Linked DNA regions of Homo sapiens: all the other regions are linked to region 2. Evidence: chromatin contacts called from ENCODE Hi-C or POLR2A ChIA-PET data. All regions are on one chromosome and are shown on one strand. The core of a region is the stretch at or near the end of the contact, and the rest is flanking DNA. Distances in the headings are between cores, read along the strand shown.

The links. Hi-C counts contacts between places; a loop is a spot of excess contacts on that map. ChIA-PET counts read pairs that join two places held with the same protein, here RNA polymerase II (POLR2A). Pooled maps may share reads with other maps.
Region 1: a loop to region 2 is called in a map of naive thymus-derived CD4-positive, alpha-beta T cell, with 6 times the contacts of the local background. The contact joins the promoter of MKX-AS1 here to the promoter of ACBD5 in region 2. A Hi-C loop is called at or near these places in 2 of 168 maps with a recorded cell type or tissue (chondrocyte and naive thymus-derived CD4-positive, alpha-beta T cell) and 9 of 50 pooled maps.
Region 3: a pooled map shows a loop between it and region 2 (4-fold over the local background). The contact joins the enhancer-like site here to the promoter of ACBD5 in region 2. A Hi-C loop is called at or near these places in 2 of 37 single-sample maps with no recorded cell type and 2 of 50 pooled maps. POLR2A ChIA-PET finds 5 or more read pairs at or near these places in 1 of 52 experiments (activated naive CD4-positive, alpha-beta T cell).

What each region holds. Positions count from the first base shown.
Region 1 is chr10:27,741,981-27,746,319 of GRCh38, forward strand. MKX-AS1 (MKX antisense RNA 1) reads left to right here and starts at 2,635. Exons shown (of 2, transcript NR_121652.1): 1 at 2,635-2,968. MKX (mohawk homeobox) reads right to left here and starts at 3,839. Exons shown (of 7, transcript NM_173576.3): 1 at 3,727-3,839; 2 at 1,248-1,517. The coding sequence starts at 1,435. RefSeq lists silencers at 220-439, 510-629 and enhancers at 910-979, 3,330-3,920.
Region 2 is chr10:27,237,857-27,242,063 of GRCh38, forward strand. It overlaps ACBD5 (acyl-CoA binding domain containing 5), which reads right to left and starts at 2,941. Exons shown (of 13, transcript NM_145698.5): 1 at 2,818-2,941; 2 at 2,463-2,628. The coding sequence starts at 2,832. RefSeq lists enhancers at 1,993-2,495, 2,453-2,712, 4,163-4,207 and a silencer at 2,833-2,942.
Region 3 is chr10:26,778,798-26,782,924 of GRCh38, forward strand. The region is part of intron 2 of ABI1 (abl interactor 1); the gene reads right to left. Among named protein-coding and RNA genes, the nearest start is that of ABI1, 80 kb to the right of the region's middle. RefSeq lists enhancers at 2,013-2,172, 2,283-2,412, 2,993-3,102, 3,219-3,960. Within about 2 kb of position 2,639, at least 9 of the 41 ENCODE cell types and tissues checked have a DNase peak (open chromatin) inside an H3K27ac peak, as active enhancers do.

The DNA.
Region 1 (4,339 bases), core at 1,385-3,884, 500 kb after region 2:
CCGACTGGACATAGGGAATAAAGCAAAGGAGCATTGCCGCCCCGGCTCTCTTTAAGCTATTTCCTTTGATCTTTTAGGAAAAGGGGGAAACTTTCTAAAGGAGTTGGTGGTTTGTGGAGGAAAGCTGCAGAACCCAAAAACACCGTCGGGCCGTTTCCCGACTAAGGGAGGGTTAAAAGTACGGCAAGCTCTGTCCCATCATGTAAGGTAAAAAGACCTCAGGAAAAGCACATTCAAAGGGGGAGGAGGCAGAGGCAGCCAGGAGCCTGGAGCGTGGCCTGGGGCGCTGCGCTCCCTCACGGGTCCGGGAGGTGTCGCGCGCGGCCGCCAGCGAGCCCAGCCGCTCCCCGAGGCTTGCGCGCCTGCGCCGGAGCCTCCTGGGTTTCTGCCTCTTTAAACACTTTGAAATGCAATTCCACCCGAAACGACTGGTAGTAACATTTTGACGAAACCGAATCTCTGTTTTACTAAGCAGCGACGCCGCAGAACAAGCAGCTGATGCAATCGTTCAGGTGGAGGCGGCTAGGACGGCCGCCCCTCCCCGGCGGGGCGCCCGGGGAGCCGCCGGATCGGGCCAGGCAGAGCCTGCCCTCCACTCACCGGCAGTCTGAGCAGCTGGCCCACCCGCAAGCTACCGCCCCCCCCAGCATACCCCTCACCCCGCTAAACTCAAACCCGGCCCCGCAGGCCCGGGGCCTCCCCCTCCGGGTTCGCCGCGGGCCCAGCCGAGCCGCGCTCACGCCCGGGACTCCCTGGCGGGAGGCGACCTTCCCGACTCCTTGGGCCAGGCGAGCCGCGGGGCTCTGGCGAGGGGCTCGAGTGACCGAAGAGAAGTCCGCGGAGCCTGAGCCTGGACTCCCCGACTGCTCGGCTTCGCCTGTTTCTCTGCACCGAGCTCAGTCCTTTTTCCTCGCCCTCAGCCGCGCACCGGCACCCACAGTCCGGAGAGGGGCAAATAACCCCCAACTCCGAGGTCCAGGCAGCGGAGGGCCGAGGGGCAGCTCCTGGCGCCCTTAGTCTCCACCAAGCTCTTTGGAGCTGCCCCGACGAATTGATCCCTCATGTTTTAAGATAGGAGCCCCTTAACATGAGAATGCGCGAGCCCTGGAGGGGCAGACCTGCACTCCCAGGGAACTCCGGGCCCTTTCCCGTCCACCCGCCCGCGTTGCCACGGGACCCCGTCACAGCTCACCACCCCCACCCCTCCGGGCCGCAGGCGGGCAGGGCCCCCAGGGGAGTGCGCATACCCGGTCCTCCGGTGTCTCAGGCCGAGGTTGTCCTTGAGGGGCGGGCCGTCGGGAATGCCCACCTCGGGGCGGGCGTGAGGACTGTCCAGGACACCGCTGTAGGGCCGGCCACCCCGCTCCCGCTCCGAGGCGCCTCCGTCCTCAAACAGCACCGCACCGCTGAGCTTGTTGAAGACGATGGTGTTCATGGTGTCGGTTGGTAGGGACGCGCGGCGCGGCCGCAGAGCCTCGGGGCTGGGCCGCCGGGAGCTCCGCAGCGGGGCTCGGCTTCTAGGAGAGGAAGGTGCATCTCGTTACTTACTGGCTGAGAGTGCTCAGACCCCTGCAGGTTCAGGGCCTTGAACTTGGCCGGGTCGCCGGGCTGCGGAGCCGAGGGGAGGAGCGGCGCCGCCGCAACTGGCAGGGACCCTGCGGCTCTCCCCAGTTGGCTACACGCCCCCGCCCCTGCAGGTTCCCCGGACAGGTACCTGCCCTCTTCCTTGCCTGGGCGATCGATCCCCCCAATCCCTTCACTCCCCAGAACTACAACCGGGAATCATTCACCCGCAGAGGCAAAGGAAACGAATTCCCAAACGAGCCTCTGGGTTTCAGTTTGAATCTGGGAGAGGCATACTCCGGACTGCGGAGCGCGACCGGCGTGAGGCCGCGCGTGGTTCTTCAATCACAGCAGAAGACTAAAGCCTCTAGGAACCCCAACTCGGGGCGTCAGGAGGGGTTGGATGGAAGGGAAGATTTGGGGTAATGTGCCAACCGTATCCACAAGACCCCCCAGCTCATGAGTCCCAGGCCATACCGGGATTTGGGGGATTTTCGTGTTTTCTAGATCGTGGATGGTTTGGTTGAAACCCCCGCATCTTCTGTCCGCCAAGGTCCCCCGGGGTGAGGTTGGGTTCAAGGACAGGAAAAAGTTAAGTGGCGTCAGGACGAAAGCACCACTTCTCCCCCTTCTCTCCCAGAATCTTCCTATCATCCCCCAACGCGCCCCGGGAAGTGCATGGTCCTAAGGTCCAAGGCGCCAGGACCCAGGTCCCCAGAGCCCTCAATCAGTGCCATTCTCTTCCGCAGCGCGGGTGTCAGCCGCGAGCTCGTAGCCCCTCGACACCCGCCTCTCTCTGGGGTCTCCGGGGACCCTTTCAGAGGCTGTAAAGGTGTCAGAAGCCCAAGGCAGGAGGCAGCTTGGTCGGCGCACCTCCCGGGCCACTGCTGCCACTGTCGGGGAGAGCCAGCAGCTCACCTCTGGGGTCGCGGAGGCCCTGAGCCTCTGCCTGCCGCGCACCGGCGTCAGGAGCAAGTCCGCGCGGCCGCGGAGCCGCAGAGTTACAGCCCCAAGGCGCGCGGCGGACTTCGCCCGCCCCATCTCCTCGCCTCGCGCCTCGGGACAGCTCCCGTTTCCTCCGAGCGGCCTCAGCTTCGCTGCCAGCGCCCCCTTTGCCCGTCCAGCCGCGGCATGGGCTGCTACTCCACTAACACACGCGCGCGCGCATACACACACACACACACACACACACACACACACACCCTTTGCCTCGCCAAGCGCCCACACTCGCCAACGCCCCCGCCCCGCCCTTCGGCCACCGCAGCAGAGGCCACGCGTGACATTTAGGACCACGCGTGACCACCGCGATCAAACGACGGCTACGGTCTGTGTTCGTAGGGAAGTGAAGTCAGACCTCTGCTGGATGTCGTGTGTCCCCTAGGACTGCGTCCTCCCGCGCAGACAGGTACGTGCCTGGGGTGTGCACATAGCCTCGGTGATAAGTGTCAAAGAGAATTTTCGTGCTTGCAGCCCCTGTTCTACAGTCAAGACTCGCGTTGGTGTTTTCTTTTAAAATCATGCCCTTAGGGATGTGTGTTCATGCTGCTTTATTTGTACAAGACACCCTTCCCCGGCCCGGCCTTCTCCGAGCCACCCCAGCGCGTCCTCCTAGATGCGACGACGTGTTTTTCCTAGCGAAGTCATCACGAGGTTAGCCACCTCGGACACTTCCCCGGCAGCCCCAAGCCCACGCAGAGATCGCAGACACAGACACCCGGCGCGCTGTAGGTCTGCAGGCAGCAGGCTCAGAGGCAAGCGATGGCAAAGGTCCGAGCGCTGTCCTGTCGCAAGGGGTCCGGGGGCGTGTGAACCACACTTGCTGACCCTCCCAGGACTCCCGCGCGCGGCCACCCGCGCCTCTTCTCAAATCACTTACCCCGATTCACTCCAGACTGTGGCCGGGGAGGTCACTCCCTGCAGAAGTGTCCCCCTCCCCCAACGCCGGCGAATAATTTTAAAGCAAAGGAGGCGCGGCCAGGTGGGCTCCCAAGCTCCGCGCAGACCCTTGGGCCAGCCTTGGCCGCTACCCGAGCGCCTCTCCACCAGACCTTGGAGGGAAGTTGGGGGAAGGGCGGGAGAGCACCGGCGCCCAGGGCGCAGGGGCCAGAGCGAGCCTGGCGTTCCGCCGCAGCCGGCTGAGACTCGGCGACGCGGGGGCTGTACCTGTGGCTGCGGGGCCGACGGCCGGCTGCAGGGCGGCTGGCTCTCCCGCCTCGAGACTAGGCGCACTCCCATCCCCGCCGCATGTTCTCCACGCGGGCTCCAGCGCGCTCACCACCGCCACCGCCGTCGTCTCGGCTTTATTTACCCAGCCCGGCGCGCGCCGCCCGGGAACAGGAATAGCGAGGCCTTCTCATGTTTCCTGACTGCCGGTCCCAGCCGGCGAACATCCTGCGGGCGCGGTATCCACGTTCCCGGGCGGGTGGAGAGGAAGCGTCCGCGCCCGCCCGGCCGCGGGGGCTGCTGTTAACCCCTAGCAGAGGAGCCGCTGCCGGGGAGCCCCGGGCCCGCCGAGTCCTCCGGAGCCGGGCGCGGCTCCCAGATCCGCCGGCCTTGCAGTCGTGGAGCAGACGGGGCTTTTCCCTTCGCACTTTAGGAGAGAAATTGGAGAAGCTGCCGGGAGCGCTCGGCTCCGGCTCCAGAAGCTGAGAGGCTGCGGTGCAAATCCCGTGTCTTAGCTGGCCCGATTGCCGGAAATTTCACTGCGCGTGGCTAGGCGGGAGAGGCCACTGTGACGCGCCCTGTATTTTCCTCTCGATTAGCTGGAGGGAAGTTA
Region 2 (4,207 bases), core at 1,691-4,190:
GGCCTGCCTCGATCTCCCAAAGTGCTGGGATTACAGGTGTGAGCCACCACGCCTGGCCTGATAGGGTATCTTTTTTTTTAAATTTAATTTAATTTAATTTTATTTTATTTTTTCGGAGACGGAGTCTGGCTCTGTCACCCAGGCTGGGGTGTGATCTAGGCTCACTGCAAGCTCCGCCTCCCGGGTTCACGCCATTCTCCTGCCTCAGCCTCCCGAGTAGGTGGGACTACAGGCGCCCACGACCACGCCTGGCTAATTTTTTGTATTTTTAGTAGAGACGGGGTTTCACCGTATTAGCCAGGATGGTCTCAATCTCCTGACCTTGTGATCCGCCAGCCCCGTGATCAGCCCGCCTCAGCATCAGCCTGCCTCGGCCTCCCACAGTGCTGGGATTACAGGCGTGAGCCACCGCACCCGGCCGATAGGGTATGTTAACTTTGCAATACTTTCTTAAATGTTATGTACATACAAACTGTACTTTATACAGGTTTCCTAATAAGTGGTACATAATGTCAACAGGCATAGTGGCCTAGAGACATCAGTCTAGCTTTACCAATTTTCAAAAAACTATAAAAACGTGTGCTTTAGAAGAAAGTATAAACATACTACTTACATAAAACTCTTAGAATCATACCTTTCTATAAACACTAATAATTAGGGACTTAAAAAATCAATACCTAAATAAGTTCATGCTTTTTTTTATATTTTATTTGTTCTTTCTTATCTTTCAGTCCCCCATATGCCCTCCTCCAATAGAATGTTTGAAATTACAAAAGGTTCAGACAACACCATAGAAGGAAAGAAATTACAAATGGAACACTATTTTGTGTATATTTGTTTTTAAAAATTTCTGAATCTGCATTTAATGAATTTTTATTGAATGATGTGTTGAATATTTGTTACCTATAATTATTGAAATTATTGATAATTAATGATAATTAATGAAAACAGAAATCATGATATTAAATACTATAGTAACATATTATTGTTGTATTCAGTTAGTTTTACAACTGTGGCACAGTAGTAGCACCTATAATTACTTTCTAAATATGTTTATTGGGCCGGGCGCGGTGGCTCATGCCTGTAATCCCAGCACTTTGGGTGGCCCAGGAGGGCAGATCACCTGAGGTCGGGAGTTCAATACCAGCCTGACCAACATGGAGAAACCCCGTCTCTACTAAAAATACAAAATTAGCCGGGCATGGTGACGCACGGGTGTAATCCCAGCTGCTGGGTAAGCTGAGGCAGAAGAATCGCTTGAACCTGGGAGGTGGGGGTTGAGGTGAGCTGAGATTGTACCATTGCACTTCAGCCTGGGCAACAAGAGCGGAACTCCATCTCTAAAGAAATAAATATGTTTATTGTGAAATATAATTCATATAATGTAGAAAGATATGAATTGAAAAGTACGTCTTGCTTCTAAGACTCTGCATTTAGAACAGAGAAAAATATTTAATGGCCAAAAACTTCACATTGGTCTATGACATAAAATTACAAATTCAAAAAGCTCTGCAAATCGTGAACAGGGTTAATATGAAGAAAAACCACATCTACTAGTCAAATTGCTGAAAACCGAAGATAGAAAAGAAATCTAAAAAGCAGCCAGAGAAATAGCACATTAAATACAAGAAGGAGATCAGCCACTGGAATGACTTTTTTCTCACCAGCTGCAAAGAAGGTCCAATATGAGTATAAAAAAGAACATTATACAATGGAATAGCAAATAAAAAGGTAGAAAATATATATTTATTAAAATAGAAATTACTTCACAATTGACTATAGTTATTCTTTCTTTTCTGTCCCTTCATATCAAAAGTTTTCAAAACGCTTAAGCTGGTAGACCCTATGAGTGTGTGGCATTAGGCATCCCCAGCCTAGATTTTTGTTTGTTTGTTTGTTTGTTTGTTTGAGATGGAGTCTGGCTCTGTCGCCCAGGCTGGAGTGCAGTGGCACGATATCGGGTCACTGCAACCTCTGCCTCCCGGGTTCAAGCAATTTCCCTGTCTCAGCCTCCCGAGTAGCTGGGACTACAGGCGCACGCCACGAAGCCTGGCTAATTTTCGTATTTTTTAGTAGAGACGGGGTTTCACCATATTGGTCAGGCTGGTCTTGAACTCCTGACCTCAGGTGATCCATCCACCTCGGCCTCCCAAAGTGTTGGGATTACAGGCTTGAGCCACCGCGCCCGGCCCGGATTTATTTTTTAACACACCCAAATCCGCAGTCATTAAGTGACAAGACTTTTGTTTTCAACAATATGAAGTACTTAAAATCTGGATATTAGATTTTTCTCCGGTTTGGAAGATCAAAAGGTAATTAATTCATATTCAATAGCTCCCCTTCCACTACATGGCTCCTACACAGAAAAAAAGGCTAAATAAACAACACTAGAACCAGAAAGTGAAAGGGGGCTTTGGGGCTCTCTGCAGGAGGCGTCTACAGCCGGGGCCCAGCGCACGTACCATTCTTCGGCAAACTCTGGATCACCTTCACGGCCGCCTCAAACCTAGTCTCGTGCACGGATCTCGTGTCCGCCATCTCCAGCTGCCAGTGTTGGCCCCGGTCCCAAGGTCTGTCGGCGGGAATCAGGCAGCAGCAGCACCAGCTTTCCCAAGAGCCTGCATGAAACTGGAACATGGAGCGCAGCCGCGGATCAACATGCCCCAAAAGGAGGAGGCCCGGGAGCGAAGCGGGTCAGTTCCCCTTTGCCCTGCCCTATCCAGGCCACACAGATCGAAGCGGCCCGGCTCCTTCCTCCTCCCCCGGGGCGTGACTAAGGCCACGAATCCGGCCCGCGACGACAGCAAAACAACTCACCGAGAGGAAGAGCATGTCTAGCAGAAGACAGAGGGGGTCCGGGCATCGGTGGCCGCGGAGCCGCTCTCCCACCCTGGGGACCCTGGCGGAGCAGCCACACCCCCCATTCCGCCGGAGTCCGTCTGTCAGTCCGTGCCCTCCCCACAGCCCCGCCCCAGAGTCACCGGAGGACCCACTGGCGCCGCCGCCGCCGCAGCAGCAGTGCAGCAAACCCCACCCACCCGACCCGCCGCCGCGGCAAGGACGCGCGCGGTCCGTCTGTCCCCAGAGGAGGGTCCGGGAAGCGGGGAAAGGGGGCCACAGTCCCGGCTTGGTGCGGGGAGCACACTGTGCGCGCTTTTGTTCAGAAGGGGGAAACCGAGGCCGGACCGATGTGTCCGCTCTGGCAGCCGGGTGGACGAAGTGCGCGCTGGGGATGCGCGGTTGGGTTCTGCACCTGGGCCCAAAGCTGCACGCGACGGCACCGCTGGGCAACAAAAATGACTCTGCGGTCCCCAGCGCCTGCACTCTCCTAAGTTAAGGTTTGAGGAAGTTAAATGGGGCCTAAGCAAAGGGCTTTAAGTCGGGACAGGTTCTGTGAGAAACTCCAGTTCTGCCATTTAAATTATGTGACCTAGGGCAAGTCACTTAGCCTTTCCAGTGGCAATCGTGACACCCACTCTAAAGGGTAGATGGAGAAAAGCATTGGGGACCTTGGATGGAGGTGCTCAGCAGTCCCTGGCCCGCAGGTCTTCGACAGTTTTCGCTGCCCTGAGCCAAGAACGTCCGAGGAGCAGCCGAAGGAGAGAGGAGGTCGCCGGCTCCTAAACTGGGCTGGGACGGAGGGCAACTTCCCCTACACTACCCTTTCCACCCAGCCCCAGGGAGCCAGGCACCTCCAGCGGGATTTAATAGGAGACTGGGCATGGGGACGGCCGGGCACAGTGGCTCACGCCTGTAATCTCGATACTTTGAGAGGTCGAGTGGGGAGGATTGCTTGAGGCCAGGAGTTCAAGACGAGCCTGGCAACATGGCGATACCCTGGCTCTATTTAAGAAACCAATAATTAAAAAAAAAAATAAAAATAGGATACTGGGCGTAGAGGGCGGGGCCAATGAGGAGTCTTTACGGGTCGTCAACCCTAGAAAGGGGGTGCCCTGGGCCTTCAACTTACTAGCGCAACCCCCTGCGTCCTTAGGCATTTGGGAAGTGCCCCAGGCCGAACGTTGGTGGTGGGACTGACTAGGTTGTGGGGGGTGGAGTCCTGTAGCCCGGAAATCCCAAAGTCTCCCGGATGGAAGAGTCGTTTTTGTCAGTTAGGGGGATGGGTTAGGAGGGTTACTAGGAAAAATCTAGGCGCAGATCGTAAGTTACTCTTCCCTCTGAGCCGCGGCGCCGGCATTTACCTTGG
Region 3 (4,127 bases), core at 1,389-3,888, 460 kb before region 2:
CAATATAATAAAGTTAATGTAGACCTCCAGGAGAAAGGTTTTCTGCCCATTATAAAAGATGTGGTCCCCTAAGTTGAGAATACTTTTTCTCTAATGTACACAACTGTGTATGCAGGCATCACCTGGCTCTTTGCAGTACCCTATGGAAACTGGGGCTGTTTTCTAGCACAAATGCCGACACTCTGGCTACTACTATTGCCATGAGTAATGATGTCCTTTGTCTCTGACCCAGGAGTCTCATGTCTTCCAACAGAACCCATGAAATTGTGGTAGGCTAACTCATTAGTTAACAAGGATAAATCTCAGGACCATCATAATTTTCTATAGTTTTGGCAATGAAAAAGAATGCTGATGGGGACAAAACTTTCTAGAAATGGAAGGAAAGACCAGTTAGTAGAAATTGAGAAAAGTCCACGAGAATCATTAACCAACATGTTGTCCAAATTGTATGGTCAACCAGGCAATGAATGATCCTCCACTTTAGTGCCTGTGAATGAGGCTGAAATGAAGAGGAAGTTTCAGGATAAGTACCAGGAAGTAGGCAGATTCAAAGACAACAGCCTGAATGATGCCTTGGTTATTGTCAACACTCCTGCAGATAGGAGGACTTCCTTATCAAGCTGACAGTCAGCCTCAGCAGGTCTGCTTCATGAAATCTTCCAGACTAAGATTTGTCTAGAAGAGGGAGACAGGGGCACATAAGGTTCTGTTTCCTTTGGACGACAGTTACAGAGACATACATCTACACTGAGTTTGAAAGTAAGAAAAGGTGCAACCATTGTAGGCAGAGCCAAACAAATCTTTAGAACTTTGGCTAGTTTGCTTGGAAGAGGAGGGGCATGTAGTTACATTGCTCAGGCATGTAATGGTTGTTAAAGAAGAATGGCATTTTGCTGGCTATCTTAGTGCTCAGCTCCTACCGCAGTCTACCTTGTCAACATTAAATCCTTTCAAGATAACTGGAAAGGGCCTCAGCATTTTCTGGTGGTATAACCGTCCACTACAAGAAACCTTTGAAACTCTCAGGGAAATTTCCCTGAGACAAACTCCCTTGGACACCAACCAGTCTACAGACTCCTACTGTACTAGATTGGGTTTAAAATGCGGATCAAGGTAATTCACTGAAGAATCAGAAACTAGCTCAAAGAATCTAGATAATTCTTGCTGTCAGTCCTGCAGCCTTAGAAAACTCCAGTAGCCCTAGTATTGAAATCAAGCAAGAATTTAAGAGATATAATCTTGACATTATCTTAACAATGGAGCAGTAAAGAGCCTACATTAAGGCAGACTTCTAAAAAATGATGCCATTGTGCAGATCAAGCCCGTCAGCCAAAGGGTATAAAACCCATTTCCCCCATCAGAAAGCAACAAAGCTATAGTTGTTCGATCAAGGTGTTCCCAAACAGAAATGGATACCATCCATAATGATGACCTTTTGTGTGTGTGTAAGACAAGGTCTCGCTCTGTCACCCAGGCTGGAGTGCAGTGGAACAATCACGGCTCACTGCAATCTTCAAATTCTTGCACTCAAGCAATCCTCTGACCTCAGCCTCCTGAGCAGCTGGGATAACAGGTGTATCCCACCATGCCAGGCTAATTTTTTAAATATAATATTTAGTAGAGACGAGGTCTCACGATGTTGCCCAGGCTGGTCTCGAACTCCTGGGCTCAAGCAATAACGATCTTGCACAGAATACAGGGTTTTGGTAGCACCAAAATTACTGCAGGTTTATTGGACTGATCAGCACACAGCTATAGCACCACTCAAAACTGAAAGCAAATGTCTCTTGTTCACTGGTGCAAAGCTACTCTCTCCCAGCCTCCCTCATCCCTCAACCTCAGCTGCTTTATGAAGAAAGATGATTAGGAGTGGGGCCAAGTTCTCCAAGTTCCCAAAGGAGACTAAAGACCACACACACCTGGGTAGGCTACATAACTTTGGGGAGAGCACAGACTCAACATTTTATGGCTCTGTTGGATACAGGAGCCCAAGGCACCTTCATACCCATCCTGTGGAAGAATAAGTTACCAGCTTCCAACTGCTGAGGTCTGGGTAGGGTTCAAAGTAGGGAAGGGAAGCTACTGTGACCTTTTGGGTGGGGCTCTTTGGACCATTCAATGTACTACTGTTTGTAGCTTCCACTTCTGAGTGTATAGTGGTATTGATATTTTACAGGCCTGAACTGTGAGGGCTCATAAGCTCCAGGGAGATTATGCTCACTGCGAATAGCCCATGTAGAAAGGCATTAGTAGGTTTGGGGCCCCACAATCCTTATGACCTGTTTGAGTACAAGTCTGTGCACAGATGACTTTCCTGACTAGACCCTCTGGCAAGAGGAACAACCTCTTCAGGTGACTCTTGGGTTTGGATTCAATGCCTCCCTGACGTAGCTACTAGGTATGCCTCTTTTGAAAAGATTCCCATTTGGGAATGAGTCAACTCAAATGCAATGACTAATAAGGTGGGAAAGGCCCAACAAGCCTCTGTCATCACATGGAACTGGTAATATTCAAGAATGCAGCCAGTCTGGCCCCTAGGGCATCTCAGCTTTACATGAAAAAGCAGCAGCTTCTCCCTTTGAGAAAGTCTGATCTTACATTCTGCCACCTAAACCAAATCTGCTAGCTCAGTGAGGCCCTTGATTCACAGAGGTTCCCTAAATGCCTGGGCCTGTTTCACTGATGATTCAACTAAGCTGAGACGCTGTGGTGCCTAGTGGGCTGTAAACTCCAGTGCCCATGATACAGAACTGAAAATGGGTGTGGTTGCTTTGTTCCACGGGCAAAACTCAAGGACATTCTCACAGATCTGGCCAATATTCCCCTTGAAAACCTTGTTATATTTTTACTGACTATCAGGCTATTACCAACTGCCTAGGTATTTAGTCAGCCACTTGGAAAACTACAGAATGACATATTTAAGACTGTCCAAAAACCATGGAGATCAATTGTAGTTGCTGATCAAACCATCTGGGTCACTAATATAGATGTTTACAGTAAGGGTCCATTGTCTGATGAGACCAATTATAATCAAGCCACTGATCAAGCTGCACGGTTAAGACTGCTACCACTGCTGCTGGATCCATCATCATACCAGACACAGCAACATATCTATCATCATAGAGTGGATACAAAGTAAAAGACTCTATGTTCCTGATGCAGAGGCTGCCACCTCATCCTAGACTTATGAGTCCTGGAAAAGGACTCATTTGTCTCATGGTGAGAGGAACCACATCACATGCTACTGGCAGATTGGTTGCATCAGACAACCTTCTTCAGGCTATCAGTGGGGTCTCACTGCTGATGACACTTTTCCAGGGTCTGGTACTGCTATTCCAGTTCAATCAGCTGACTCCAGCCACAGTACCGTGGTCCTTGACACTAATCTGTGTCCTATTTTTACTTTCCACATCATTTGCAATCTGACAATAGGTACACCTTTTATCACAAAAGTCACTCAACAATGAGCTGTTAGTCAAGGTAGGTGACAGTCTACCATCCACAGCATCTTATATCGCTTAGTACTGCAACAGCCTTATCAAAAATCAGCTCAAAAAACCTCAACAACAACAAAAAAAAAAACCCGACTCAAAAATGGGCAAAAGACTTGACTAGACATTTCTCCAAAGAAGACAGGCAAATAGAGGCCAGGCACAGTGGCTCACGCCTGTAATCCCAACACTTTGGGAGGCCGAGGCGGGCAGATCACAAGGTCAGGAGATGGAGACCATCCTGGCCAACATGGTGAAACCCCATCTCTACCAAAAATACAAACATTAGCTGGGCATGGTGGTGTGTGCCTGTAGTCCCAGCTACTCGGGAGGCTGAGGCAGGAGAAACGCTTGAACCAGGGAGTCAGAGGCTGCAGTGAGCTGAGATTATGCCACTGCACTCCAGCCTGGCGACAGAGTGAGACTCTGTCTCAAAAAAAAAAAAAAAAGACAGGCAAATGGCCAATAAGCACATGAAAAGACACTCAATACCACTTATCATTAGGGCAATGCAAATCAAAACCACAATGTGACACAACCTCACATCCATAATGATGGTTACTATCAAAAAAATCAGGATGTGGAGAAACTGGAGCCCTTGTGCACTTGCAGTCACTCTGAAACATAGTATAGTGA